6 separate regions of the Mus musculus genome follow, and all the other regions are linked to region 6. Evidence: chromatin loops called from intact Hi-C (ENCODE). Cell type or tissue: heart. All regions are shown on one strand. Links, peaks and the distances in the headings refer to the core of each region. The heading gives the core; the rest is flanking DNA.

Evidence for each region. Hi-C counts contacts between places; a loop is a spot of excess contacts. Peaks named below come from ENCODE experiments on the same cell type or tissue, not always from the same donor. Only the 100,000 strongest peaks of a DNase experiment are listed, where the experiment ranks them.
Region 1: a loop joins it to region 6, with 4 times the contacts of the local background. A loop is called at or near these places in 8 of 42 quality-filtered maps.
Region 2: it touches region 6 in a loop (2.3-fold over the local background); 8 of 42 quality-filtered maps call a loop at or near these places.
Region 3: it touches region 6 in a loop (2.4-fold over the local background); 11 of 42 quality-filtered maps call a loop at or near these places.
Region 4: it touches region 6 in a loop (3-fold over the local background); 11 of 42 quality-filtered maps call a loop at or near these places.
Region 5: it touches region 6 in a loop (6-fold over the local background); 2 of 42 quality-filtered maps call a loop at or near these places.

Annotation. Positions count from the first base shown.
Region 1 is chr17:71,181,621-71,186,562 of GRCm38, forward strand. It overlaps Lpin2 (lipin 2), which reads left to right and starts at 1,912. Exons shown (of 20, transcript NM_001357791.1): 1 at 1,912-2,124. In heart, for the core only: no CTCF peak of the experiment used is centred there; DNase peaks (open chromatin) are centred at 901, 1,891 and 3,271; H3K4me3 peaks cover 3,141 bases; H3K27ac peaks cover 2,545 bases.
Region 2 is chr17:71,194,002-71,198,943 of GRCm38, forward strand. The region is part of intron 1 of Lpin2 (lipin 2); the gene reads left to right. Among named protein-coding and RNA genes, the nearest start is that of Lpin2, 13 kb to the left of the region's middle. In heart, for the core only: a CTCF peak has its summit at 2,240 (motif pointing left); no DNase peak of the experiment used is centred there; H3K4me3 peaks cover 459 bases.
Region 3 is chr17:70,988,405-70,993,346 of GRCm38, forward strand. It overlaps Myl12b (myosin, light chain 12B, regulatory), which reads right to left and starts at 2,112. Exons shown (of 4, transcript NM_023402.2): 1 at 2,069-2,112. In heart, for the core only: a CTCF peak has its summit at 4,001 (motif pointing left); DNase peaks (open chromatin) are centred at 2,127, 2,427 and 4,477; H3K4me3 peaks cover 2,639 bases; H3K27ac peaks cover 2,768 bases.
Region 4 is chr17:70,735,867-70,740,808 of GRCm38, forward strand. The region is part of intron 6 of Dlgap1 (DLG associated protein 1); the gene reads left to right. Among named protein-coding and RNA genes, the nearest start is that of Gm36746, 21 kb to the left of the region's middle. In heart, for the core only: CTCF peaks have their summits at 1,718 and 2,528 (motif pointing right); DNase peaks (open chromatin) are centred at 1,835, 2,435, 2,795 and 3,735; H3K4me3 peaks cover 1,489 bases; H3K27ac peaks cover 2,123 bases.
Region 5 is chr17:72,833,431-72,838,372 of GRCm38, forward strand. Ypel5 (yippee like 5) reads left to right here and starts at 3,198. Exons shown (of 3, transcript NM_027166.6): 1 at 3,198-3,361. In heart, for the core only: a CTCF peak has its summit at 2,796 (motif pointing right); DNase peaks (open chromatin) are centred at 2,931 and 4,111; H3K4me3 peaks cover 2,270 bases; H3K27ac peaks cover 1,922 bases.
Region 6 is chr17:70,845,357-70,849,356 of GRCm38, forward strand. Tgif1 (TGFB-induced factor homeobox 1) reads right to left here. Exons shown (of 3, transcript NM_009372.3): 2 at 816-1,042. Among named protein-coding and RNA genes, the nearest start is that of Tgif1, 3.9 kb to the right of the region's middle. In heart, for the core only: a CTCF peak has its summit at 1,852 (motif pointing right); DNase peaks (open chromatin) are centred at 935, 3,875 and 3,945; H3K4me3 peaks cover 2,226 bases; H3K27ac peaks cover 2,190 bases.

The DNA of each region.
Region 1 (4,942 bases), core at 384-4,383, 340 kb after region 6:
ATTAATATGGAATGGAGAATTCTTAGGGGACCCCACCCCTAGACAAAGAACTGCAGACAATTAAGTAATTCTGAGTGGGAGAAATAGTCTTCTCTAGGGAAGAGACACCCCAATTAGTTATCCAGTACAAAATGATCAGTCCTGAAATAATATACATACAATTAACATGTATGTGTTTATGTTATGAGCAGGCTGATTTATATATCTATGAATGTATGTATAAGCAATGAAAAAATAGAGGCCATGAATATGAGCGAGAGCAAGGAATGCATGAGATGGGTTGGAGGAAGGAAAAGGAAGGTGAAATGCTGTAATTATATCCTAATTTCAAAAATAAGAATTATTAAAAATAAAAACAAAAACAAACAAACAAACAAAAGAATATGCCGTTCCATGGCTTGTAAGGAGAGGCTGCAGTGCACGGTGGGGAAACCCCGAAAGGACACAGAAAGATATTCTTAAACAAAACATCAAGACAGCTTGCAACTCTAGAGTCAAAACATCTCGGGCCAAACTACATTAGGGGCAACAAGGTCTTCTCTCTTTGAAATGAAAGATACATCTAGACTAGCAGACCGATGATTGGTGGGGGAAGGTTCTTGGCCATGAAACTGGAAGGTGGTAGGGTCAGAAGGTGAGGAAAGACTCTGGGCAGTGAAGCAGATGGGAGTTGGGTGTGCCCCAACTTTACAGGTATCAGCTGGGGGAAGTCGAGGAACAGTCAACAAATATTTAATTAGTTCCTCTTCTGCCTCAGTAGTAGCATGAAGCAGGCAGCCACTAGAGAATGAGGAAAATACTATAAACATGAACCAATCCTTCTGAGTAAGGTGTCAAAGCCCAGAGGGGGCGGTGACAGAGGAAGGGCGGGTTGTCTGCTGCTTTCTGCATGATGAGAGGAAGGAAGCGTGAGAATATTTCCCTCCCAAGGTAGGAGGTAATGAAACTATCCCGAGAGAAACAGGAAAAGTCAAGAATGAGAAGCTAGAGAACAAACAGTAACAGCGTGTTCTACAGTCTGGGCTGCAAGCTACATTGGGCTCCCAATGGGAATGAAGGTGTAGCTGTTCCCAGTGCATTGACTTGGGGATTGAGGACTGGGTTCTCTGGGTTTAATTGCACTTCCCCACAGCGGAGGAGTAGTATTTCTCGAGCATTTACGGGAAACTTTCAACCTTGAAAACATTTCTTTCACTGGTAGATCAGATGAAGAGCCACGCTGAAGTGAAAAATCCCAGTAGGTTTGGGTGTCTCTGTGGACCTTGGTAACTACTGAGGCAATCTGGTTGAATTCCACACGGCGGTACTTAGGCAGGGAAACGAAAGGTTTCCCGGGTCCCAGCACAGACTATGCTCACCGCGCTTCATTGTTGCAAAGAAACTGCTGTGCCCAGGCCCATACCGGAGAGAGTTTGTATAAATGCATGGCTCAGCGGCCGGAAGACTGTGTCACACTGTTCATGCTCGCGGTGAGCACGAAGAAATTAACAAGCATTTAGAAGTGATGCCATGGCCTTCCATCGAAAGAACCAGCTGCAGATATACAAGACGAAAAACAGCCGCCGTCACTAACACTCGCAGCTGCAGCCGTTAAAGTGCACTTTTTAAGTAGGCGGTGTTATCACCGAGCTCCAAGGGTAAATAAGGAAAGATACGGGTTCTGCAGTGATCCCATGATGGTGCACTCGCGTTACGCGGGGACACCATTATGCAGCAGACCGTTTGCACTCTTTTTTGGTAGCTGGACTCTGAAGCCCGACGCAGCGCCGCAAGGTTGCCATGGGGACCGGAGGAAACTTTTTTTTAAAGCGCCCTTCTGAGGCCGGCGCCGGCGTCGAGCTGCTCTCTCCCCGGAGGGGCCCAGGGCTCCAGGCGCGCGGCCGGCGGGGGCGGAGCTCGCGTCACGTGGCCGGGCCGGGGCGGGGCGTGCGCGCAGTCTACCGCCAGCTCGGCCGCCGCCGCCGCTGCTGCCGCCGCCGCGTCCCATTCATGAGGCCCGGCGGGCTCCGCTGTAGCCCGCGGCTTCGGAGGCGGCGGCCCCGCCCCCTGCTCCCCCGCTTCTTGGGGCATCCCTGCGGGGCTGCACAACAGTCCGCCGAGTGAGAGCCGCGCGCGGTGCCGCAGGTAAGCGGGCCGGAGACAGCGCCGGGGCTTCCCGGGGGGCCGCGTCCCCGCTCGCGGCCTCGCCTCGCGTGGGCCACGTAGCCGCGGCCGCGCCGCCTGAGGACGCGCGGGCGTCTGCGGAGACCCTCACGTCGGCAGCGGTCCTCCGAGCCGCGGGCGGCGCGCCCGGGGACCGCAGCCCCGGGCCTGGGGGAGGGGAGCGGACGCCGGCGCGCGGTCGCGGTCATCCCCCGGCCGGGACTGGCGAGGTGCAGTTATTCCCTCAGGCCGTTGGCTTGCCCGCCGCCGCCGTCGCCGTCGCCGCCGCCTCCTGCAGGCCGCGGACCTGGTTTAGATGTGAGTAGCCTGTTGCCGGCGACCCCCGGGGCCCTGGAAGGTTCTGTCGGCTGTGGGAACCGGAGCTCTGAGGCCCAGTTTTGAGCGCCGCGGATCCACCCCAGCCTAAGAAAATTATTTTCATTCAAATTTAGGATGGCGTTTCGGAGCCATAATTATGCAGAACAAGACTAGGAAGATCGCCCTCGCTTTCAGAAAGTACTGGAACGCAGGATACTTGGAGAGGCACTGAGGGATTACTGAACAAGCGGCCACACACTTATTTTAATGCATCTTTGAGACTTAAAAAAAAATTAAAAATGGAAACTGAGGCTCTTGCATGGCGCTGAAGCTCATTTGCCCAGCAGTAGGGATGCTGGTTAAGTTGGTACCGAACCTCGCCTCACTAATTTAAAACGTTATGATAACACAAGTTGAATTTTGAAATCTATTTTGGGATCATTTGCCGGTTAGTGTCTGTGTTGATCCGACATTGATTGCTTTCACTGGCTTAAAACTACGAATCGTGGCAGGTATTGCTAGACTGGGTTAGCAACCCAGCCAGCCACCAAGTGTGGGAGGAAACAGGTGTTTTAGCCCTCGTTGGGCTGCCCTGCCCGGTGTGCCCTCTCACATTGCCCGTGGGTAGCCTCCTACGGGCTTCCTCCTAGTTAAATGTGTTCTTGATTGTGGTTTATCGGCCCCAGCGATCTTCAAGTTCGAGGTAGTAGCAGAATAGCTGTAGCATGCTAGAAATGAAATGGCTGGGTCTACTTTCGCGTTTGTGGCAAAATTGAGATTCGGCAGAGCAGCTGTATGCTTAAGAGGCTCTGGAAATGGGAGCATTTGAAAACCCTTGAACGCCAAGTGCAGTTAAGCAGATAAAGGGATAAAGGTCGGAGCTTTGTTTCTTGAATGGCTGTATGCTTGTTCTCCTTGCTTAGCCTTGTGCGTTTTGGTTTACTGACTGGACTATCCCCTGCACTGGGCACAGGATCCCCGCAGGCAAGACTCCAATAGCTGTTTATTACTAAGCACAGAGGCTGGCTTTTAGAAGAGCTTTGGTTGGGGCTTCTTGAGTGAAGAGAAGAAGCTGCAAGCAGTTTGTCCTTGTAGGTCACTGGGAGCCAGTGGAATGAAATGAAATCATCAAATTTTCTTGTATGGTATGCCTTGGATGGGATAATCTTGGTGCTATCACGGGTCAGAGGTGGTCAAAGGTTAGGCCAGTGAACATTACGGTGGACATTTTGTTGTGTTTAAATATTAATATTGGACTTAAATATAGTATAGGTCACTGCAGCTATCCTCTCTGATGGTGTGCATAATATACTTCAGAAGTGGGACAATGAGTTGGAACCCTTCTTGCTGGGAGGTGCACTGGTGCCTCCCTTAGGTGTTCAGCAGCCTGTGGGCAAGATCTTAAGTCTAAGTTAAGCCTATGTGTCTTGTCTTTGAAATCCTCTGTCTGTCCCCAGGGCCTGTTGTCACTTTGTTTAGGGGTGGGGCTGTAGGAAGTGTACCCTCTCAATCAGCTGGTCAGCAGGGTTGCAGGAGTTGATTTGCAACTTTGCTTTAGCTGTGTCTGACTCCCTTCATTGCTAAGTAAATTAATACTTTTGGCTTAGGTTCAGGGTCCTAGGACCTGTCACCTTCATGGCAAAATAGCTTATAGCTTTGTAGTCGGGCCTTCAGTTGTCAGAATCCAGTGTAAACAATGTCTCATTAAAACATTGGAATGGGGGCTGGAGAGATGGCTCTGTAGTTAAGAGCATTGACTGCTCTTCCAGAGGTCCTGAGTTCAATTCCCAGCAACCACATAGTGGTTCACAACCATCTGTAACGGGATCTGACGCCCTCTTTTGGTGTGTCTGAAGACAGCTACAGTGTACTCATATATATAAGATAAATAATTCTTTAAAAAAATTGGAATAGCTGGAAGATATACCCTGCAGTGATAACACTCTGATGATGTCTTGATAATAAAGTTTTTATGTTTTTGAGACAGTCTCATTCAGATAGTTCAGGTCTTGAACTTACTCTGTATTGTGTGCCACCATAATTGGTTGAGGAAGTTCTGAGACTTGAACTCAGGGCTTTGTGCATGCTAGGCAAGTACTCTACCAACCGAACTATATCCTAAGCCCCCTGTAATAAAATATTTGAATACATTTTCTTACTCACTTTGCTAACAGTTAGGGGATCTACCTCCCCTACAATGTCATAGGTAAATGTGTGCACTTGTGTTCATGTAAACAAAGAAGGGAGTCAGGTGCCTTCCTCTATTACCTTATACCATATTGTTTTCGGACAGGGTCTCTCCCTGAACCTACAGGTCATATATTTAGTTACTCTGCTAAGCCAGCAATTCTCACTCCAGTTGTCCAGACCTAATGGTGCTGGGATCTGAACTAGGTCTTCATGATTGTACAGCAAACATTTTTAGCCAGTGATTGATCTTTCCAGCCACAGCAGTGGGTTTAATAGCGAAACACTTCACATG
Region 2 (4,942 bases), core at 365-4,364, 350 kb after region 6:
TTATTCTGGTCTTTCTCTGTTCCTACATGTTAAAGTAACCTCTGCCCCGTCCCACCCCACCCCCTCTTACTTTCCTCTCTCCACACCTCCCTCCCTCATTTCCCTAACATTTAGATTTTATCATAGCACACTGAGGGATGACTGGCTCAGTGGGTAGGCATTATGATACTGTCTCAAAGGGGAATGCTGTAGTTTTGACCTCAATTGTGTTCCTTTGCATTTAAGTTAGGTTTAGAGAAATACAAGCCTCCAAAAGTGAAATGTGCATAGGCATGAAGTATTGCCGCTGACACCTGCTATGCAAAAGTTGGCAATGAGCCTTGGAGTTAATAGCAGGTACAGAGATTTTGGTGGCTGAGAGAAGGCCTTTGGGAGAACCAAGAAATAGTTGGTGTAGGGGCGTTGTTCTGTTTGTGGATATGTGTGTGAAGCTGTATGTGGGAAAATGCTGTTCTAGGGTGTAAAAGTATCAGTTCTTTCTGCATCTTCTCTGCCTGTTGAAAATGGAGTATCGATAGCCATTACAGATGGCATGTAACACTGTTAATGTCAGCCTCACCTGTTACCTAATTATAATTTTAGTAGTTTTTAGTATTACCCTTTATTATATGAGTAGTGGAAGGAAACTGTTGGCTCTACTAATGAAAATGTAGCTATGAAGGAGAATGATTGAGAACACAACCAAAGGTACAAAGACTGTTGTGGGGTGTGTGTGTGTGTGTGTGTGTGTGTGTGTAACCTGACACATTTAGCTCCTTTTTTGCCCATGTAATATATACATTTATATACATTTCAATTATTCTGTCATACTGGAAAACACCTCTCCCAGTAAATCTTTTAGCGTTAGAGGTATTTTTCACCCTTCACGGTGGTAGATTAAGGTTTTACAAATAGTTTAAAAAGTTACTCACTGCACTATCTGATGATGAGTCATGTATATAAGAGAAATGAACTAAGTTTTTGGCTTATGAGTGTTGTGACTATTGAAAGAGCACTCTTAGAAGCTAGATGGCTCCCTTTTCAGAGCCACATTGGGTTCCCAGTATTCATGACAGATATGGCTTACAAAGACCTGTAACTCCATCTGTAGAGGAACCCAAATGCCTCTGGCCTCCACAAGTACCTGTTAAAAATAATAAAAATAAATAAGAAAGAATTCATGGGTAGGAAAGAGGAACTGATAATGTGCTAGGTGGTGATATGTTGATTATCAGGGCCTTAAGAGGTGACTCACACATAGCCTTCATGTGTGATTTTGCAGAGATGTGAGTGTAATTAGAAAGTGTTGCACACCGTGGGGAAGTGCTCCTACCTGCCTGAGCACAGGCCTGGGAGAGCTCAGGCTGTTAGCTTCACCTTTACAGCTGTTTCATATGGCTGTAGGCTCTTCTGACCCATTTCTGTCTTGTCCTGCCTGATTGTAGCTAGACTGTGAATTAGACCTAACTTGTTGAGCAATGGACTGAAGAGTGGCATTCAGTTGGTTGAGCTCCTCAGAAAGGGAAAAGGATTCGCAAGGCTAAAAAGACTTAAAGCACTGTTGATGGCAGTGAGAATTTAGATGGAGTCATTTGTATTTTCCTGTGTCCCTCTCTAAATAGTGACCACCTTCGTGGCAGTGACCCAACTGACAGTTACTGATTAAGCATGGACTGTGCGTGGCATAGTTTTTGTCTTTAAGTAGTTTTTGGGCACCACCTCATGGAGTCCTAACCACAGTCCTACCTGATAGGTGTTCCTGCCCCAGGTCAAGCTGAAACTAAGAATGGTTATGTGCTGCAGGTTCTTATCATAGCAAGTGAGAGCGCTATGTATGATGTTAGACGCAGCTTACGGACCTGCTGGCCCACTGCCAACATTTCTAAGAACCTAGCAAACCCGTCAGTCACAAATAAGGGAAATGCCATTCGTGTAACTTGGTGGTTCTTGTGTTGCTCATGAGGGCTTATAGCTGTAAACCCAGCACTGGGTAGACCGGAAGGAACATCATTAGTTTGAGGCCAGCCTAGGTAGGCTACCTAGTGAATTTTGCCAAGGCTGAAAAATGAAAACCTGTCTCAGACCTAACCAACCATCAAAACAAAGAGGACTAACTAAATACACAAATGAAGAATGATGGTGATTACCACCTGGGGGCAGGTTTGCTGCCAGCAGACTTTCAAAAGTAAACAGAATTTTTGTTTTGTTTTGTTTTGTTTTGTTTTGTTTTTAATTGTTACAGTTTAAGAGAGGGTGCTGCTGACATCTAGTGGTTGAAGGCCAGGGACGCTGAGTGTCTTTTTATTCCCAAAGATTTATCTGACCCCAAATGAAGTATGCTAAGACTGGAAAATCCAGACTTAAAAATATATCAAAAGTTAGAAAGCCAGGCCGGGCGTGGTGGCACACACCTTTAATCCCAGCACTTGGGAGGCAGAGGCAGGTGAATTTCTGAGTTCGAGGCCAGCCTGGTCTATCGAGTGAGTTCCAGGACAGCCAGGGCCACAGAGAAACCCTCTCTTGAAAAACCAAAAAAAAAAAAAAAAAAAAAAAAAGCTAGAAAGCCAATCAGCATTCCTGTGGTCTGGCCGCTGACACCCCCCCCCCCACACACACACCTCACTGCTCTGCTGTTCTCCAGCTGTTTCTTTGTGCATCACAGGGCATGGTATGAGGCAATCTGACTGATGCTAACCACCAATTCTCTTGGGCAAATTGAATCTATGTTTAAAAACTTAGATAGAAGTCTGCAAAGAGAGAAAGCCAGCTTATGTTCCAAATGTTCTAATGTTGCAGTCTTTCTAGAGTGCAGGGAGCAGAGTTAGAGGATGGCATGGTTCCTGGCCTGTAAGAGGAAGTATTTGGTTAGTGGACATTGTATTTCCATATTCAGATCTTGGAGGGATAGATGTGCATGTGTGTACATCCTGTGCTACTTTAAGGACTGTTGTCATGTATGTAGTAAAGCCAGACTGAGCTTTTGGCTTTACTACATGCATGTGGTGGCTTTTCTTGGTTGTCAACCTTGACTACATCTAGAATTAACTAAAACCCAAGCAGCTGGGTATAGCAATGAGGGATGGTTTTTCTTAATGAAGTTATCTGAAGTAGCCAGACCCACTTTTAATCCGGATCTTCTTATGAGGGAAGACCCACCCATAATCCAGACTTTTGGAGGTGAGAACATCCACTTTTAATGTGGGCCACACCTTCTGCTGGCAGTCTATAATGTAAGGACTTGGAAGAAGAAAGCTTATTCTTTCTACCTGCCTCTCCCTCCTTTGATGGCTTTAGAGTCTACTTCTCTGGAATTCTGGCATATACTGAAGACCATCTGAGCCATCCAGCCTTGTGGACTGAACAGCTACTGGACTCTTAGCCTTTTGTTGGTAAATAGCCTTTGTTGTATTACCTGGAGCATAACCTGTAAGCCATTATAATAAATCCTCTTCATATATATATATAGATATATAGATATAGATATAGATATAGATATATATATAGATATATATATAGATATATATAGATATATAGATTCATTCTATAAATTTTGTTCCTTTAGAAAACCCTGACTGATAAAGCATATTTTAACTACTTTGTCTGAGGAATAATTGAAAATTTTTCTACACCTGAATGTTCTTGTTTCACAAATAGTAGTTAACTTAGAATCAGAGGTTCTTGGGCTGGGGGCAGTGACTCAGTGAGAAAAATGTTCATCCTGAAAGCACAGCACCCGAGTTTGAATCTCTAGAACCACGTACAGCTAGACACATTATCAGTTGTCTGAATCCAGTGCTTCTATGGCAATATGGGAGGCTGAGACAGGAGAATTGCTCCTGTCCCCATTAGCTGGTCCATGCAGCAGCTGACAACAGAGACTCTGTGACAAACAAGGTGGAAGGCAAGGACCACAGAGTGTCCTCTGACCTCCATCTTTACACACGTGACTATGCAAGTGCACACGTAGCACACATACCACATTCATTCTTAGAATCTATAAGTTAAAGAGGGGCTCTAGGAAAGCTTTGGCCACAAGACATTGTAGTTGTGTGAGTATACATACACATTATGCTGTCTGTCAACGAGGACACTGGATAGAAGACACATCCCAGCACTTGGTTAGGCTTTGAAAAATGTGATTATCATAAACTACCATTTAACTGTTTTCTCCCAGGCTACATAATAGATCCTTAGAAGCCTGATAAGGGCTGGAGAGATGGTTGCGTTAAGAGCACTTTATTGCTCTTGCAGAGGACAGGCGCTTGATTTCCATAGTGGGGTGAGGGTGAGGGTTCACAGCTCCCTGTAACTCTAGCTCCACATGGATCTAATGACCTCTTCTGGCCTTCACAGGCACCTGCGTCTGTGACGTGCGCTCAGTAAAGCAGTAGCTCAGTATTAAGCAGTAGCTCCCTAGCCCTCGTCCTAACGCAGTCTGTGCGTGATCTTTCACATTCCTTTGTAGGCCAAGGCTAGTCTTCAGTCCTGGCTCTCCTCCTACCTTACCTTCTTGAGTGGCTGGGACTGCAGACATGTGTATCCACACCCAGCTCTAGTCTGACTTATTAATGTGCCTTTTCTAGGTTTTTAGTTTTGTTTTTGTTTTTACTGAAATCATATGATGCCCTTTTATGTATGCTTTGTTTTTTTTTTTTTTTTTTTTTTTTTTTAAGCATGCTTCAGGGACTGGCTAGCATATGTCAGAACCTCATTTGTTTTTATAGCTAGAGAATATACATCTTTTTATATGTTCTACATTTTTCTCCATCTACTAATGGAACATTGTGAGTTTTCCAACTAACTCATTCAGTATTCTGAGCAATGCTTCCATGAACAATTTTACTTACAAGCATCAGTTTGAGTCTCTTCAAGTTTTCATGTACATACCTGAATATGGAATGACAGGATTTTATAGTCACTCACTGTTTAGATTTCTGAATAACTGCCAGACAATTTCCACAGT
Region 3 (4,942 bases), core at 528-4,527, 140 kb after region 6:
CCACAACAGCTTATAACATGAGCGCTGTTGCTATGCCAACCTTCCTAGATAAAAACTAGGAAGGGGCAGAAGCAACACCTAAGGAATCCAGCCTCGGGACATGTCCCTCCAGCCCTGTGCCTTTCGTATCAGCAGCTGCAAGGGCCGACCATGAAAACTTCAGCCACTGGCAAGGCTGCTGTGTTCCTGGAGCTGATGTGAAGTACGATGCCTGCCATGCTGAGGACACAGAACCAACCAAGAGGCGTCTTTAAGGTCTGTCTGGCCTCGCTTTCTCTTCCAAAGTCCAAGGACCTGACCATGGGGAGCACGCCTGTAAAGAATGTAATAGGCTACGGCTACATCCCTCTAATGCCTGGAAACAAGTCCAGAGGTGACACCACACCCAGAGCCCAAAGGGACTGTCCTGGATATCGTGTTTTTCAAGCCACTTTATTCCTCTGAACATCATGTAGTCTTTTTTTGGTTTGTTTGTTTGGTTTTTTCGAGACAGGGTTTCTCTATAGCCCTGGCTGTCCTGGAACTCACTTGTAGACCAAGCTGGCCTCGAACTCAGAAATCCGCCTGCCTCTGCCTCCCAAGTGCTGGGATTAAAGGTGTGCGCCACCACCGCCCGGCGGTAGCAAGCTTTGAGGCTCATTTGTTTACCTGTCCTCCTCCTTTGCACATAGTGAGTTCTGATACCCTTTTCTCCTGTGCTTGTGCCAGGTAAGGGGAACTTCAGAGGGAGGAAGGGAAACCTGCTTCGCCCGCCATGTTAAACTTGTCACAGAAGAATCAAAGACGCTGGTAACCGGGGCAGATGAAAGCCATCCCTACACAACTGTATCATTCAACCTTGGGGGAATGGGGATATCGGTCCCATCCCTGGCTTTCCTAACTTTGGCCAACCATTATCACCCAGGGATCTGTCCTTCATAAGCTGCAGCTCAGTGAACAGGTGCCTTTGTGTGTGTGTGTGTGTGTGTGTGTGTGTGTGTGTGAGAGAGAGAGAGACAGAGAGAGACAGAGAGAGAAACAGAGACAGAGAGACAGAGTGAGGAGCAAGTGGATAGAAAAACCCTGGTGGCATCATATGAATTCCTGAAGTGATGTTCCCAGGCAAATGACATCACCTCACTTAAGGGTTTATTGAAGGAGAAAATGCTGTGATATTTCTCTAACACACAGGACTACAGCCAAGCCATCTCTAGAACAAAAGCTGTCAACCCGATTCCCTAAACATCCTTTGTCGTGTTACTTCCTTGTCGTGGGTGACTCCCCAAATCCTCTTACGTAATTTTTCATTTCTCATCGAGTTTTCAGTACACCTCTAAAGAAAGAGGCCTACCTTGGCTAACTAACTACGTTATTTTATTGTATAGGGTCTCGCCTGGGGTCGTGTGTATCCAAGAGCCCTACCCTAACTACCTTCCTCTTTCCCAGCTAGTACTCAGTTATTGTTCTTCTCCCTTCCGGCTGACCACCCGCGCTTCTTGTGCACATAATACGATGCTCATCTTTTGAGCTTTTTGCTCGGTACCTCCTAGCAGAGATCCACCAGTTCATCTTGGATCCCTGGCTCAATATGTTCTCCATTCTTTCCAGCTTTCTTCGAATTGTCCTCTAACAATGAGCTAAATCTTTGCAAGACCTAAGACCCAGTAAGGATTTATGCAAATCAGCCCATTTTAGCATTTGCTAACCAGGAACTCTAGTACCAGTTCCTGGTTTCCTCTGGCAGGAACCATACACCAGCGGGCTTCTCCTCCCCCAACGCGTCTAGAACAGATGCACGCAGTTGCGCTAACACACAGCTTGGACCTGCAGCCTGCAGCCTGCAGCCGCGGCAGGTGCGGGCAGCCGGGCACCAGGTGTCAGTCATCGGATGTCGCAGGCCCAGTGCACACGGTCCCGGGGCCTCGTTCGGCCAGGGTTCGCCAGCACAGGAACCGCGTAGGGCCTCGAACCGAGCCACCTCCGCTCCACCAGCCGATGGTCCAGCCGCCCGCAGGCTCCAGGCGCGGTTGCGCAGCACTAGGGACAGATGCGGCCCGGGAGATGCCCCGCGGGGTCGAGAGCCACTCACCTGACCTGATGCTGCACACCCGAGAGGATCCGACCGGCGACTGCGACCAGCGGAGGTTGGGGCGGGACAGTGGCGGCGCCGCACTTCCGGCCCGGGGGCGGGGCGGAAGGAGCACCGGCGAGCCCGGCGCGACCAACCGTGGCAGGGGGTTGCTGCAAGCGTTTCGAAGACCCGGAGGACCCAGGCAGCCAGCGGCGGAAACTAGCCTGGCTGCACGACCCGACGAACTCAGCCCCTGTAGCCGCGAGTACATATTCCCCAGCTCACTGGCACGGCATCCTCCTGCCGCAGCCGCGCCGGCTTGCTGGTCTCCCCGGCTCCCAGCGCAAGTCCCGCGCCCCTTCCGCATTCCCGAGCCGAGGGCGGAGCGCCAGCGCTGGAATTTGACCCGGGTGGGCTGGGAGCCGCCCTGGTTTGGGGGTCCCCTGGCGCCTGCAGCGGGCAGCCCGAAGTTGCCTGATTTAGCAGAGGGCAGTTGGCCTGGTTAAACTGAGTTTTAGATAAACAATGCTCAAGAGAAGGAATGTAATCCGGAAGAGGGCGGCGGCTGAGCACTCTCCAGTGGGCTCCAGAAACGTTCTCGCTTATTTGAAATTGCACTCCAGCCAGTGGCCTTTACTTTCTCCCCGCCGGGAGGTCATATTCTAGAAGTCTGATCAGAAATTCCGTGTCAGACGGTGGTGGCGACACCTTTGATTCCAGCACTTAGAAGGCTGGGGCAGCATCTCTGTGAGCTGAAGGCCAGCCTGGTCTACAGAGCTTAGTTCCAGGACAGCCACGCTACACGTAGAAAACCACCTCCCTTCCTACCCCACTTCCAAAAGAAATTCCTCCAAGGCAGGAACACTATGGTCTCCAGCACTGAGTATCCGTGTACTTCACAGCAGTCCAGACAATACAAATACAACTTAGGGGCCAGCAAGATGGCTCAGCAGGTAAAAGTGCCTGTTAGCACGCATGACTGAGTTATTTTCTCAGGGCCCACAGAGAACAACCAATTCCTGTAATTTGTTCCTTGAGCCCCGTATGCAGGTACCAGGGAATGTGCAGCCTCCTCCCCAAACTAGTAGATAAAATGTAAAATAAGATAATAATCCTAATAAATTGAGGGTGGCTTTAAATATGCGCTTGAAAAAATCAGGGTCTGGGATTGCGTAGGTCAGAGGTGGAGAATAGGCGCCAGGTGGTACTGATGCTGTATCTTTGATCCTATTTGTCCTCAAAAATCATTGCTTAAATAATTATGTTTCTTATAAAGTTATGGCACTTTCAGGGTTTGTTACATAAGTCTACCACCACTTCCTAGATCCTCACCCTAGGCAATGTAAAATCAGTTAATGAGCAGGATGTGGTGGGCACAGGCCTTTAACCCTGGCATTCCAACGGGTAAACTTAACACAGCAAAAGTCCCTCTCAAAAACCCAGAGTGCGCACAGGGAGGTGGGTCAGTGGCTAAGAGTACTTGCTATGCAAACAAGAGGACTCAAGTTTGAAGTCCCAGCACTCATGTAAGGGCCAGGCTTCCCCTCTTTCCAGGGAACCACAAATCGGCTCCATACATAAACACCCCCCTCTCCCACATTTCCAATTTCTGTAGCAAACGAAGGAAGCGCTCCTATTTCAAATGAGGAAGATGACATTTTAAAACAACCTGGCCACATGAGGGCGGGCGCAGATCCACTTGGGTACCAGGTGGGGTTTGGTTAACCACACCCAGCTCCAGATAGACTAGACGCTGCTTTTTATCATAAAGGGACCATTATGAACAGCATGAATTCATTTTATAAATGAATAAATAGGTCAACAAAGAATAAGTAGCTTCGGGGACTGGAGAGATGGCTCAGCGGTTAAGAGCTCTAACTGCTCTTCCGAAGGTCCTGAGTTCAAATCCCAGCAACCACATGGTGGCTCACAACCATCCACAACGAGATCTGGCGCCCTCTTCTGGTCTGAAGACAGCTACAGTGTACTTACATATATTAAAAAAAAAAAAAAGTAGCTTTAAAGCCGTGCTGTAGCAAAACTGGGACTTGAAATGCTGAGAAAGGTCTCGCTGGGTGGTGGGTGGCAGCAGCTCAGGGCTCAGCACAGCCAGGGCTGCGCCCTGGGGGAGGGGAGGTAGTGGGAGGAAGAGGAAAAAACACCAGTAGGCCAGAGCACTCCAAATCCAGTAGGCTCCTCTATACTTCCCTAGTCCCTCCTAAAACGAGCTTTGTGTATAACTTTCCAAGGCCTGTACTTGAAGCTCTCTAAGTCAGTGTCTACCCACTCCTAAACTTCCTGTTGGTCTCAGCCCCTCACATTTGGTAGAAAGCGGTTTCCTTTGGGCACTGGAGTCCAGTGGCAACATAAACAACCGTAAAGCAGGTGAGCAGGCTGCCGTAAAGCAGACAGGCGGGTGGCTGCGCACTGTAGTGTTTTGCTGGGGCTTTGAAGCTGGAGGACCAACCCTGAGTTCCTTCTCATGACAGAAACGTCAGAGATCGGTTCTGCTTTCAAGCCCACTGCTGGAGGAGATTTCTTCGAGCTTTTTAATGGCAGCCATTCTTGCTTAAGCAAAACCCACACCTAAGCATAGAGAATCCTACTAGCAAATTAAGAGACTTAATTCATCCAGGATTGACCACCCACAGTTCCTAACTGCTATTTAGGGGGTTGCCTGGATGGAAATGGATGCTGCAAGAGCGAATTTTAGTAGTACTTTTCTTTTCCTACAGTAGAAATAAGATTTGTTAGCAAAACATACTTATGGTTTTTTTCTTAATTCCCCCTTCAGTAAAAGTGGAAATTCAACAAAACTCTAACACTGAGTGGATAAGCTGAAAAAAAGTATTTTGCTTAAAATCTAATGAAATTCAAGCAGGAAATTAGGAC
Region 4 (4,942 bases), core at 380-4,379, 110 kb before region 6:
AGGGGGTGACCCCGCCCACCATGGGCTGGGCCCTCCCACATCAGTCACTAATTAAGAAAATGCCCGATCCCTGGATCTTATGGAGGCATTTTTCCCTATTGACGCGCTCCCTTTCAGGTGACTCTAGCCTGAGTCAAACTGACATTAAACGAGCCAGGACAGGAACACTTATCTAAGCCATAGCAGGGGACATGAACTGATGGGACTTCTGGGATGCTGACCCATTCTGTACCTTGGCCTGGAAAGTAGTTATAAAATGACCTTTCTGTAATTGTTATTTAAGAATATTATAAGGCTGGAGAGATGGCTCAGCCGGTAAGAGCACTGACTGCTCTTCAGAAGGTCCTGAGTTCAAATCCCAGCAACCACATGGTGGCTCACAACCATCTGTAAAGAGATTTGATGCCCTTTTCTGGAGTGTCTAAAGACAGCTACAGTGTACTCACATATAATAAATAAATAGATATTTTTTTAAAAAAAGAATATTATAGAATAGCCGGGCGTGGTGGCGCACGCCTTTAATCCCAGCACTCGGGAGGCAGAGGCAGGCGGATTTCTGAGTTCGAGGCCAGCCTGGTCTACAAAGTAAGTTCCAGGACAGCCAGGGCTATACAGAGAAACCCTGTCTCGAAAAAAACAAAAACAAAAAAAAAGTGCTTAAAGTATATGATTTCATATATGTGTATGTATATGTGTATATGTGTGTGTGTGTGTGTGTGTGTGTGTGTGTATGTGTGTGTGTATCAATTGCCAAGTCATACAAACACCTCCATGACCTAAAAATGAACATCTCCCTATAGCACTCTCTCTGCCAGTGGTCCTTTGGTTGTGACCCTCACAGAGGTCACATATCAGATGTTTATTTACATTGTGCACCATAACAATAGCAAGACTACAGTTGTGAAGTTGCAACAAAATAATTTTATAGTTGGGAGTCACTGCAACTTGAGAAACGGTATTAAAGGTTTAATTAAGCATTAAGCAGGTTGAGAACCACTGTTCTATCCCAATGCAAACCTACCTAGTGTCCCTAATAAATATTAGAAGCCTCTACCATAACGAGCTTAAAGCCAGACACTTTCTACTGCGAAGGCTTAACCAAACCTAATCGCCTGGAACACAGTTTGTCTCTGTCGGCAATGACTGACTTGGAGGCTTTGCTTCTCCGTGGAGCAGAGAGCAGATCGTTGAAGGTCGCTGTCCTGAAGAAGCTGGCGCACAGGAAGCAGTGAGCGTCACCTGGGCCAAGTGCCTCAGCTGGAACACCACTTCTTTCCACCATTCCCCAGCCACTCCACCCAACACACTCACAAGCACATACCCACCAACCAATGGTAGACACTGCAAAAGAAAACGCCACTCAGCTGCACAAGAGCAAATTGGTGGAGCATGGTAGCTCCTTGTACAATATATGTTTATACATATGTGTGTTTATATATATACATATATATGTATATTAGAGAGAGAGAGAACAGACAGGCTCAGAACACACTATATAACCATGAACTTATTTTGATCCTCCTGCTCAGCTTCTTAAATGGTGATATTACAGGCAGGAGCTATGATGCCCAGCCTGAAGAGACGTTAGTAGTCATAAATTGGATGAGCATGTGATAATGGGGTGCTGTACAACTAAGCAGCAGGGTATGGAGCTCTCTGCTCGGGAGACAGGGATGAGAACTGGGACTTCCCACAGACATTACCTCATGGTCTCAGCAGGGGGAGCAGAGGCGCTTTGCCCACACTTCACAGCCAGAGGCTCCTGGCTGGTTTTCCCTTTTGTGCTGTGAGTGGTAGGTGGAGTTTCCTTCTGTGAGCATCCCCGAGGACCATTTGTTTTGGCTTTTAGAACAGGAAGGGGGCACGGGGTGCGGGGAAAGCTACATGTGTGGGAGGGAATTTATGTTTCTTAGTAGTTGAATTCTTTTTCTCCTGAGGTAACCTGGGGTGAGGTGACCCATCTCTCCCTCTAGTTAAGGTAGTGACCCTCAATCTTCGTAAAGCGTCCACCCTTTAAAACAGTTCCTCGTGTTGCTGTGGCTCCCAACCCAAAGATTATTTCTGTTGCTACTTTGTAACTGTGAATTTGCTACTGTGATGAATCATGATGTAAACATCTGTTTTCCTACTTCTTATTCTAACCCCAAAGGGATCTCGACACACATGTTGGGAACCACTGAGTTAGAGGAATCGGAAACGTGCAGGAAAACTCCTTTATACCTGTTAGTCCCCTCTGATCTCTAACTGTGGATGAGATGACGCCTAAGGCGTAAAAGTTCTTCAGGGAAAAATGGATGGGCTTGTAGAACAGAGGAGGTAGCCCGTGAGAGGTGGATGGTGAGTATCCTGCAAAAATGGCCTTATAGCTCAGGAAATATGACGCAGCAGGATAGAACCTGCCAGGTGGGCAGAGCAGTCAACTTTGAAATCCCAGAGGCCAGCCCAGCCCTTCCGGTTTCCTGGAATGCTGTCCTTGTCACGTGGTGGTTGAGGAAAAACCCTGCAACAGCAACAGGGAAGCTGGAGTGACCCTCGTCCGCCACTAGGGGGCAGAGAAGCCGAGTGACTCGTATAAAGATACACATGCCAGGCTGAACCACCCCCCACCCCCCATCCCCACCCCGAGTCAAGGACTCACAGCCGGTATAGGCTGGCTCGCATAGCACAAGAGCCCACTGTCTCGCGGCCCAAAGCTGACGCCCTACCACTCAGACCAACAGTTGTGTGTCATGAGGAAGGTGGGACAGAGGTGACTCAGGGAAAAGCTGTTTTCCCCAACCCTGGCATTCGGTTAATCTCATTTCAAACCCTGTCACTCACCCAGAAAGACTGCTCAGCCTGCCTTACTTCCGCTGCTGGAGCCCTGGAATGTGGCAGCAGCAGCTGTCAGGGTGATGTGGAGGCCCAGCTGGGGTGGAGAGAGGAAAGGTACCACCCAAGGGTCGTCAGAGGATTGGAAGCAGTGAGGAGACCCATCCATCACTCAGTCGGGTCCAGCGCCACCCCACCTTACTGAGAAAGCTGCAGAAGGTGGAAGCCACCTCAACCCTATTTTTCTTCACGTGATAGAATGGAGACCGGGGCCTTTCGCATGCTAAGCAAGCATATAGACTGCATTGCCAGCCCTGATGTATTTTAGGTGCTGCTAATACTGAGTTTCTTCGCCGGGCGTGGTGGCGCTCCCAGCAGAGGCAGGCAAGGCCAGCCTGGTCTACAGAGTGAGTTCCAGGACAGCCAGGGCTACAAAGAGAAACCCTGTCTCAAAAAAACAAAAACAAAACAAAAAAATACTGAGTTTCTTCATGGATGTGTGAACAGAAGAGTCTCTAGGGTTGGGAGGTGTGACTCCTCCGTAGTAGAGCATTTGCCCAGCATGTGCAAGGTTTTCGGAGCTCAGCATCACAGAAAAGATAAAGGGAGGGGAAGAGAGAGAGAGAGAGGTTCCTTATGTATATGAAAGTATGCATCTATAGGGATCATGAATGCAAACAAAGCTTGGGAAATAAGGACTGATGTCAGCAGATATAAACAAGAAGACTCGTAACTGTGGCTTCTTATGTGGTGTTAGCCTTTCCTGTACACGGTCTTTGTTTAAACCTCAAGATTCCATCAGGGCAGCACCTTCAACACTGACATCGGGCAGTTGAGAGCCCATGCGCCTCTGATTACCCAGCTGACTTGATGCAGCTAGTTAGTGCCAACATTCTAATCAGTGTCTGTGTGATTCAAGCTGGGCTGGAGGAATGACCTCATGTGTGTGCTGGAAGTGAGTGTGTGGGCTGGAGAGATGGCTCAGCGGTTAAGAGCAGCACTGACTGCTCTTCCAGAGGTCCTGAGTTCAATTCCCAGAAACCACACGATGGCTCACAACCATCTGTCATGGGATCCAATGCCCTCTTCTGGGGTGTCTGAGGACAGCGACAGTGTACTCATATACATAAAATAAATAAATAATTCTTTAAAAGAAAAAGTGGGTGTGTAATATTTCCAACCAGCCAGGGAAGGGTTGCTGCAGGCAACAGGGAGAGGGAAAAGTCGAGAGTGAATGTATCCCTTCTGCCTGACCATATATAAACATACTTAATTTATATCGATGAATCTGTAGATATGATGTGTATTTATTATTAGCCTATATTTGTGCACATGTGTACTTGTGTATGTATATAGATATACAGATGGATGGATGGATAGATGGACAAGTGGGTGTAACTAAAGTAATCCAGTCACAGAAGGGGACAGATAATGTTACAGTAAAAAAAAAAAAAAAAAAAAAAAATCTTTGTAAAGGGAATAGAATCTATAGACTGCGTAATAATCCAACCTTCCAACTGGGCCAGATCCTTCACTGGGCCAAAGGAGCATCCCTAGGAAAGCAGCCTCACCTTAAACCACGCTAGAGAGAGAGGTCGAATAATTAGTCCTTTAATAAGATGCTGTGCTTTTCTCTCCAGAGTCCCCACCCCTAGGGCAGTAGCTTGCTGGCCACAGGGCTGCAGCATCTCAGGCTTATAGCTTGTAACCCTTCTGAATTATTTGGGAAATTCTACCTCTTCTCTCTCTCTCTCTCTCTCTTTGCTTTTTGGGTTTTTTTGTTTTTGTTTTTGTTTTTGTTTTTGTTTTTGTCGAGACAGGGTTTCTCTGTATAGCCCTGGCTGTCCTGGAACTCACTCTGTAGACCAAGCTGGCCTCGAACTCAGAAATCTGCCTGCCTTAGCCTCCCAAGTGCTGGGATTAAAGGCGTGCGCGACCACCGCCTGGCTGAATCCATTCTTAAATTCTTTTATTAATGAGACTAAGAACCCCCAAGTGGGGTCCCCAATTTCCCCTGTATCAACACGATATGATTCTGTGTATGTGAAGAACCTAGAGTAACCAAATGCATAGACCAGAGGAGAATAGTCATTGTCAGGGACTGAAGAGAAGAAAAATGAGGAAAGGTTCA
Region 5 (4,942 bases), core at 568-4,567, 2.0 Mb after region 6:
GATTTGATCCTCGGGGTTACAAAACAAAGCAAAAACCATACATTATAAAAAAAATACCCAATACTAAGTCATTTCCTAATATCAGGTTACCTTTGTTCATGTTTTGATTAAGATAAAGGGAACTTCATCATTATTTCAACAGAAATTAGCCTCTCTGACTCCAGTTTATTTGCTTGGAGACTGGGTCTCAGACTAGCCCAGAACTCAGCTTCAAGCTCAGGTGCACAGGCTATGCTACCACATCTGGCAGCAATTCTTTTTTATTTTTTCTGTTTTGTTTTGTTTTGTTTTGTTTTGTTTTGTTTTGTTTTGAGACAGGCTTTCTCTGTCTGTGTAGCCCTGGCTTGTCTTGGAACTTGCTTTGTAGACCAGGCTGGTCTTGAACTCAGAGATCTGCCTGCCTCTGCCTCCCGAGTGCTGGGATTAACAGCATGCACTACAACCACCCAACTAGCTAACTCCAATTTCTGAGGGTCAAAAAACCAACTTTGTTTAGCTTGGTAATGTACAATTGTAGCATTATTAATCCTTTTTTTTAAAAATTGGCTTTTTTGGTGAATTTCACATCATGTACCCCAAACCCACTCCCCTCCCCCTCCCCTCGGACCCCCTACTCCCAAACAGAGGAAAACAAAGCAATATTGTTGTGGAAACAGTAGTGTGAGTGACACATACACACCTCTGGCCACCTTTTAAAGTCTGGACTAGTGGAGTAGCTTAATTTCAAACAAAGCTTCCTATAATTTTTATTTAACAGATACCAACAGTTCAGCTTATCTGCAGCAACTTAAGGAGTTAAAGGAGGTGGTGGTGCCAGTAGGAAGCAAGAACAGGGCAGGGTTGGATTATAGCCCACTAGACATAAGAAAGTGGTGACAGGCAAGGCCTAAAGAAACGTCTCTGCTGTTGAAAGGCGATACAGGCTCCATTTAGGACAGGCTGAGTTTCAAGATCTAGAGAGTTCTCTGTATCCATCCAATGTCCCTCTGACATTGGAAAAGAACAGAGATTACCATCTGAGACTGATTGAAGTGCCCGAGTCTATAATTTGTGGATAAAAATACATTTGGCACTAAAGAATGATCAGAGATGGAGAGGTGGCTCAGAGGTTAAGAATACTTGATGCTCTCACAGAGGACAGGAGTTCCAAGATCACTAACATCCATGTTGAATGGCTTGAAACTGCCTGCAACTCTAGCTCCAGATGATAGGACAACCTTCCCAGCCTCCTCCAGCACTCAGAGCAACATGTACATATGAAGACACACACACACACACACACACTAAAATTAAAAATGACTGATTGTGGCTAAATTAAAAAAGAAGAAGAAGAAAACTAGAAGAAGTACACTGTGTCCCCACCCTTCCCCATTTTGAAATTGTCAGCAGAGAACTGAAGTCTTCGGAAAGCATGCTAGGGTTGGTGGCACAAATCTGTAAGCCAGCTATTCGGGAGCAGCAGCAGGACAGTGGAAAACTGGAGACAAACATGGGCATTAAAGGTGGAATGTGTCTCAATCTAGTATTCAGAAAGAGGGAGGGCGATGGAACTGAGTGGTGGAGTACTGCCTAAAATGTATGAGACTGGCCTTGTTTCCAAATTCTGGGGGGAAATGAGGCACTGTACTTTCTTTCCTGGAATACATGTGTACCTTGATTTAAGACAGTGTCAGTCACTGTAGCAATTCCTGATGCTCTTGCCTCGGCTTTCCAGAGTGTCATGACAATAGCTATAGACCAGTGTACACAGCTCTAAGTTTAACAGTCTTGTATTAAATAAAAATAAAGGGATTATAAGAATCTCCCAATATACCCCAAAATGCTTTTTTTCCTCCAGCAAAATTCTCTTTAATCTAAACATAGTCTTTTATCTTTGATGGTCAGAGTAGCTTTTTGTTTTGTTTTGTTTTCTCGAGACACTATGTAGCTTTGGTTGTCCTGAAACTCACTCTAGACTAAAGGCATGTTCTACAAAACCAGGCCACAGTAACTCTTTATTTTATAAATGAATGAAAAGTACTGAAGGATTTAGGGTTAAGTATCAGGGTTTTGTCAGAACACATATTCTATGCTACAAATTTCAAGTGCTAGTATATATATATGTGTATAATTTATATATTTTATGTTTATTTAATACATGAAATATTTTGAGGTATTTCTGTCATCTTTATGGACAGCCAACAGAGATTTAATTACCTGGGAAAGCCAACGGAATGGCAAAAATTTTCCAACTTATCTTAAACATGGTGAGGGAGGGCTAAGGGGACAGCTGTCTTTTTCAACAAGACAGTTGATCTCCACATAAAAGACTTAAGTTTTTGAGAATTACTTCAACGGTCAAGAGAAAACTTGGGCCGGGCGTGGTGGCACACGCCTTTAAGCCCAGCACTTGGGAGGCAGAGGCAGGCGAATTTCTGAGTTCGAGGCCAGCCTGGTCTACAGAGTGAGTTCCAGGCTGTCCAGAAACCCTGTTTCGAAAAACAAAGAGATAGAGACAGAAACAGAGAGAGGGAAGAGAAGAGAAAACTTGGAAAGTTTGTAAATAGAACCAAGCACGCTGAAAAAAACCTTGTTTACAATGAATTCCTATATACCGAGACACAAAGAGTTCGGGATTTGTTTAAGGCAATTCGTGTAAGCCAAGAGAAAGTGGCCTGATGGGATGGTAAAACGGGCATTTCAACCTAGGTAGCCCTTTAACCTCAATACCAGCGTTGACTAGAAAACAGCCTCTTGTTTTCGCTTCTTCTAGGCTTCCTTGGCTATCAGGAAGCTATGGCCTCAGCCGCCAGCAGGTGACGCCGATGACGGGCAATGAGTCCCAGCTGCCGCAATTACCAAGGCTGAGGCGTCTCCTTTAAGAAGCTGACTCACGTGGATGCTGTGTTGTGTGCGCTCAGCTGGGAGTGGGGGGCGGGTCCTCACTCTCACTACATTGGCCGCCTCGGCCGAGGAGGCAGACTTAGCCTCCTTGATTGGCCGTAAGGATGCAAGGTGTCGAATTAGAGGCGGGGCGAGCGGCGAGGAGTCCGCCCATCCGCTGCGGCTTCGGGGTGGGGTGGGCGGCGGAGTGTAAGCGGGCAAGGGTGGGGGGAGGGCGAGCCCGAGAAGGGGCGGGGCCCGGCGGAAGGGGCAGAGTGCCAGGGAGAGGGGCGGAGCCTAGAAATGAAGGGCGCTGCGGGCCAACCGGGAGAGCCGCCTGAAGGGAGGGCGGGGCCACGCCCGGTGATTGACGCCGAGGCCCGACCGAGGAGAGGCGGGGCCAAGGCCTGACTAAACCTGAAGACTTGGGAGGCCGAGGTGGGCTTCGACCCAGCTGAGGAGCGAAGAGCTGCTGGCAGCGCCGATTCCCAGCACGCCGGTGAGTACGGCGGTGGGCGCCGGGATCGGAGTCGGCTGGGGCTCGAAGCCCTTGGGCCGGCGGCTTCGAAGCCTTCGGGGAGCGGCCCGGGGCGGGGGCCCAGGCAGGAAGTGCCTCTTCCCCTTCTCCACTCGTCCAGGGTCCTGGCCGGGCCACCAGGGCAATTCTCAGGACTGTGGGGCCGTGGGGCCGCGGGGCCGGGCCGGGCGGTCCTTCTTTGTGAGGCTGTGGCGCGGCGGCCGCCGCCGACCCGCCCCCGCCGCGCAGCGGAGCGCTCCGCGAGCCCACAACAGCCGCGACCCCCTTAGCGACCCGCGGCCCCCGCCCGCCCGCCGCCCTCGGCGCCTGTCGCCTGGGCCGCCGGTCCGCAGACAGCTCTCTCCGTGACACCCCCACTTCCTAGGCCGCCCCGCCCCCACAGCCGCCGTCCCCGCCGCAGCGTCGGGGGCGCGCCCGGGCTCCGATTCGGGGCCGGCCCGCGGGCCCGCGCTCCAGGGCCGCGCTCGCACCCCGCCCGCCCCGCCGCTCCGGAGGCTCGACTCGTGCTCGGGTGTCTGGGCTGTGGGCCGTGCCCGCCTCGTCGGTGCTAGCCCCTATCACGCTGCCCTCTGGACCCTGGGCGTGGGGAACACTGCCCGGTAGCCTGCGGGTGCCGAGCGCCCGGTCGCCCGCGCCTGCCCAGCTGTTCCGCCTGTGTTTGTTGTGCCGAGGAGGCCCCGCCGCCGCCGCCGCGCGCTCCGCCTTGCGCCGGGCGATTGGCTGGAGGGAGTCACGTGGGCGCGATCAGCTGGGCCGGCTGCGGGCGGTCGGCTTGGCGCAGACCCCGGTGCTGCTCGGGGAGCGGACCGGGAGGCTCTTTCCTGCTGGCTGCGGTGGGCACGCTCCTGCACACCCCGTTACTCCACGCTGCTGTGCAGGTTGGTAGGAAGCCTGAGTGTTGCCAGCGGGAGTGGGAAGCCGCAGTAGTACCCAGGTCTGTTTCATCCGGACGCCAGACTGATCTCCTTTTGGAGTGACAGGAAGGAAAGGTGTGCGACTCATTTATTTTTTATTTTTAAACTTTTTGTTTCTGTTTCCAGAGCCCTCTTGGAAATCTTGAGGATTTTTATTTCTGGTGGCTTTTGACAGATGGAAAATCTGAAAGTAATTTCAGGCTTGCCTTGCTTTTGGAAAATAACTGAACTTGGCTGGTTCAGGTCAACCGACCTTATCAGATCGGTTTTTTTTTTTTTTTTTTTTTTTTTTTTTTTTTGCATAGCCCCATAGGCGGGATTGCAACTGCATTACAACATAGAAAAAGTCGAAATCTTCTTGGGTGCATATTTGTGCCAGATGTGAAGTGCCTTGATATGGGTTGTTTTACTAAGAATTAATCGCATATGTACCTACAGTTTACTAGGTAAGGAGGAGATTCCAGAGGAGGGGAATTCTCTCTGGACTCCCAATTTAGTGAAAGGTTACAGACCAATGAAATCGAGAAACCGTGCAGGACCAAATATTGGTAAGTTATGAAATGAGTGTTACAGAAGTTCAAAGATGGGGCAGGGAGACACCAGGAGGAGGAAGTAGGAAGTATTCTGA
Region 6 (4,000 bases), core at 1-4,000:
TAAAGAGGTAATAAAAGGGGCTCATCTGGCACCAAGGAAGTAGCTCAATGGTAGAGTACTTGCCTAGTACACCAGTGGCCCAACAGCAATGATTTTTAAAAAATAAACTAAAATAAAGCTTTTTTGGCCTTCCCAGCAAGTCAGAGGCACCTAAGCTGGGTCGGCCTGCCATAAGGGCAAGTTTACTTTGTCTATGCCATCATCCTTAACCCTTTCAGAGACAAGGAAAAGGCGCAAAATCTCAGATACCTGAAAATAAATAGCTTTAACGAAAGTTCACCTTTAAGTCTCTTTCAACCTACTACCTACTGCCCCAGCATTTGAGTTAATCAACTACAGGAAAACATTTCCTGTTTAAAAGAGGCCACACCTCCCAGTAACTGATTTCTCTCAGTTCAAATGACTGTGTCAACAGACACAACACAATTACCTCACCAAGGTCTGTCCTTGTTTAAATAGCAAACCAGTTTCCTGGGCAATAGAATAAGGTTTAACCTCCTTCTCTTTCAGGCACTGAAGGAAATGCTTCCTGACAGATGAATGTCAAGTGTTTCTGTCCTCTATTAAATAGCCAATTATTACCTTTTCACCCTATAAAGTTTACAATGAAAAGATCCTGTTTCTCTCTCTCTTCCCTCCCTCCCTCTACTAGGCACCAGAGAAGAGCTTATAGCCTGGCACACAGGAATGCTATAAATTGTCTGTAAATAAAGAAGAAAGTGTATGTATAGGTTAGGGGCATAGTTCAAATCTGGGCTGGAACCCCAACACCTTACGGGGCAAATTCTGGCACAAACTTTTATCTTTCTCCTTACCTGTAGTGTGGACAGGTGTGTCTGCTGGGACAGCAGTGCTTTCTCTTGCTCTGAGGGATAGGCGTTGTATCTGTGTTCATACAGCCAGTCTCGCAGAATCTGGACTGACTCCTTGGGCAGATTGCCTCTCCTCCTTCTCTTGCCAGAGGCTGCTGATGAGGAAAGGTCCAGGGGACTGTCCATGCTGTCTTCATCCTCAGAGTCACTGCCAGATGCTGCAACAAGACCTGAGAAAGGACAAGGCCCGCGGTCACTTGCTTTCACCAGCAGGGAAACTTAGTCACTTCCTTAGACTGTTCCACATCCTTGTGATTTTTCAACTACTGAGTGTGAAGTTTTCAGTCGGGGCCAAGGTGTCCAAGGAAAGGCCTGGAACACGAAGGGTGCCGGGCAGTGTGGGGAATGGCCCTCACAACCTTGTCTTTAAGGTCATCCATCACTCATGAGAGACAGCAATCCAGTGAACAAGGACATCTTATATGCTTTTTTCTCTCCTTTCGTGAAAGGCTTGCTGTTAAAGCAAGCACCGTCCATTTTTATATACTTGAAGGTTTTTTTAAGACTGTCAATTAGATATGAACCTAAATGCTACCCATCAGTCCTTAATTCTTACGTGACAAAGAAAATTGAATATGTGCAACCCACCAAAAAAGCTATTTTGGTGGTACTTTAATCCCACCAGAAATGTTAAGAATCCAAACCCTACAGAATATTTCAATCAGAGCTCAGTGACAATTCCGGCCAGTTGGACTTTGATAGACATTTTGAAGTTTAGAACACTTCTAAGAAATGCTATTAACTCCTTTCAAACCTACAAGCCAGGCATCTGTGAGACTGTCTCTGTTCATCTCAAAGGTCTTTTCTTTAACTTTGTATAGCTTTTTTTCCCTCCAATCCTAATTAAGTCCCTTTACTGATCTAGGAAATAAAACCAGAATATTCTTCACATTGATACATCAACTCCGTGAATTTTTAAAGGAATTTATTTTACAACTGGGAGCAGGCTGACTTTGTTGACACATTTTTAGCTTTGGACTGCAGGGGGCAGAAGGTGCTAGAAGGAGTTCCTACAGGAAACACTCAAAGCCCGCAAAGACAAAGTAAAAGCAGGTTCTAACAAAAGACGCGGATGATTTTGCAAATTCACTGTAGCTTAAGGCTCAACAAACTGCCACAAATAAACCACAAACACCTCCATTTTTAACTGCCATGCAATTGAAGGATTCCTTCCTGAAGATGAAATCAATCTGTTTCAAGAAAAGAAAGTCTAAAGAAAGGGCAATTTTAAACCTGAAAGAGCTTTCATTGTTCAGAATCTGAGAAACTTTAAATAAAAAACAAAACAAAACACCCATATTGAAATGAGTGAAAAACTATTAATTACAAAAAAAAAAAAAAACCAAAAAACCCAAAAACCCTCCTTTGATTACAAATGAGTTTCACATTTGCTTTGGTAACCAAGGAAAACTAACTTTTAAACATGCCAGGTTAATTGGGTAACTAAGTACATTTGAATAAAGCAATTTGCTTCAACTCCCCCAACTTCAGAAAAGCCAGACATTCTTCAACACTACTTATTTCCTTCCCCCTCTTCTTAAATCTAGGAGGGGAAAAGTGTGAAAATTTGCTCATTGAACAGTTAATTCCCAACTGTAAATTGGCAATAACAAAGTGCTTGAAACAAAAACCCCCTAAAGCCTGCCCTTTGATCCGCCTGCTTGGAGTTTGACAAGAAGCGCGGTCTTTCAGAATAGGTTAGGGACACAAAGCAGGTTTCTGTTAAGCAACACCAAACTGCCGACTCTGTTCATTTGAGAAAGAAAAAAAAAAGAAAGCCAGACCCCTAGACCTCTTTACAAGTATTTCCAAAGCATGCACAAAGGATGAAGGAAGCGGGGAAGTTTTAAGACTTGGTGCCTTGGGCACACCAGCTGATCCGTTTAGTGCTGCGAGATCACGTTTGCTACTGTCAAGGCTATTTTCATTAAAACTCCCTCCCGATTATGGCTCGACTTGGAAAAACAAAGACTTTTTTCCTCGTTACTCATTTCCTACTGTAACAGAGCTTTTGAAAAGTTTCCCAGTTAGGACTTGTTTCCAATCATCTCGCTTTGCTTACACTTTGAAAAAAAAAAATGCGGTTGGGGAGGGAGAGGTGGGTGTGGGACAGATTCGGAATCCTCTTACTCCATCCACATACAAGGAAATGTTGTTCCGAAAGCCACAAGATGGCCCGTGGAACCCACGGCTCTAGGAAGCAAATCTTGCTTCTTCACTTTCTTTTTCTGAAGTCATGAAACATGGAAGTTGGGAGGGTGGGGGGTGGGGAAGCACTTGGATATCTTGGAGACTAGAAAAAGAATATGGGGGAAAAAGATCAAGGGAAAACCAAACCTAATTAGTCTCTTCCCTATGGACAAGTAACTCGGATGGAACTTTACATCCAAGGCACTAAATCCACAGCTGGCTGGAAGTGACCCAGCCAGTTCAGCCCTAAACAGATTCAACAGGCTTGGAGACCCCGAGAGGACACTTGGTGATTTTCCTAGTTGAGCGAGCCCTCTTCCAGCCTGCTTTGAAGCCATTTTTGGAGCTCTTTCTTTTCGGGCGGTCTCGGCTTTCTACAGAGGGCACTCTATTACCATATACCAGTCTTTGTTGAAAGATGCTCACTTTCCTAAAACAGACAATAGGCGGGACAGGTTTAAGCAGTCCAGGCCCAAGGACAGGCAGGGAAGCTCACCCTCCCCTCCCAGGTAATTTCAGACAGTGGGAGGCAGGGCTGTGGAGGCTTGCAGCCGAGGGAGGGGCAAGAGGAGAGAGCAAGCAGCTTTTGTTCTTCAGCCCCAACTGAAGCCCGCCTGCTAACTGTACAAGTTAGCAACGGAGCTGGCCCCTGGTCCCTAAGGAAGTAAAGAAATGGGGCGGTGCGGTTCATATCCTCAAGGGTCTGCCCCCTTCCCAGACCCAGTGCCGAGGAAGCCTAAAAAAGGGAAAAGGAGCCAGGACAACCTTAGCAGTCTCAGCTCTCCCAATGAGAAACTCGAAATCGGTCTCAGCAAAGTTTCCTCTCCAACACGTCACCGTTCATCGTTTCCATGAGTCGGGGGGATTGACTTGGGGAACCCACGCTCTTTGGGCTGGGGACCTCGCATCTGGGGAAGGGGACACCCAAGAGGGTGGAG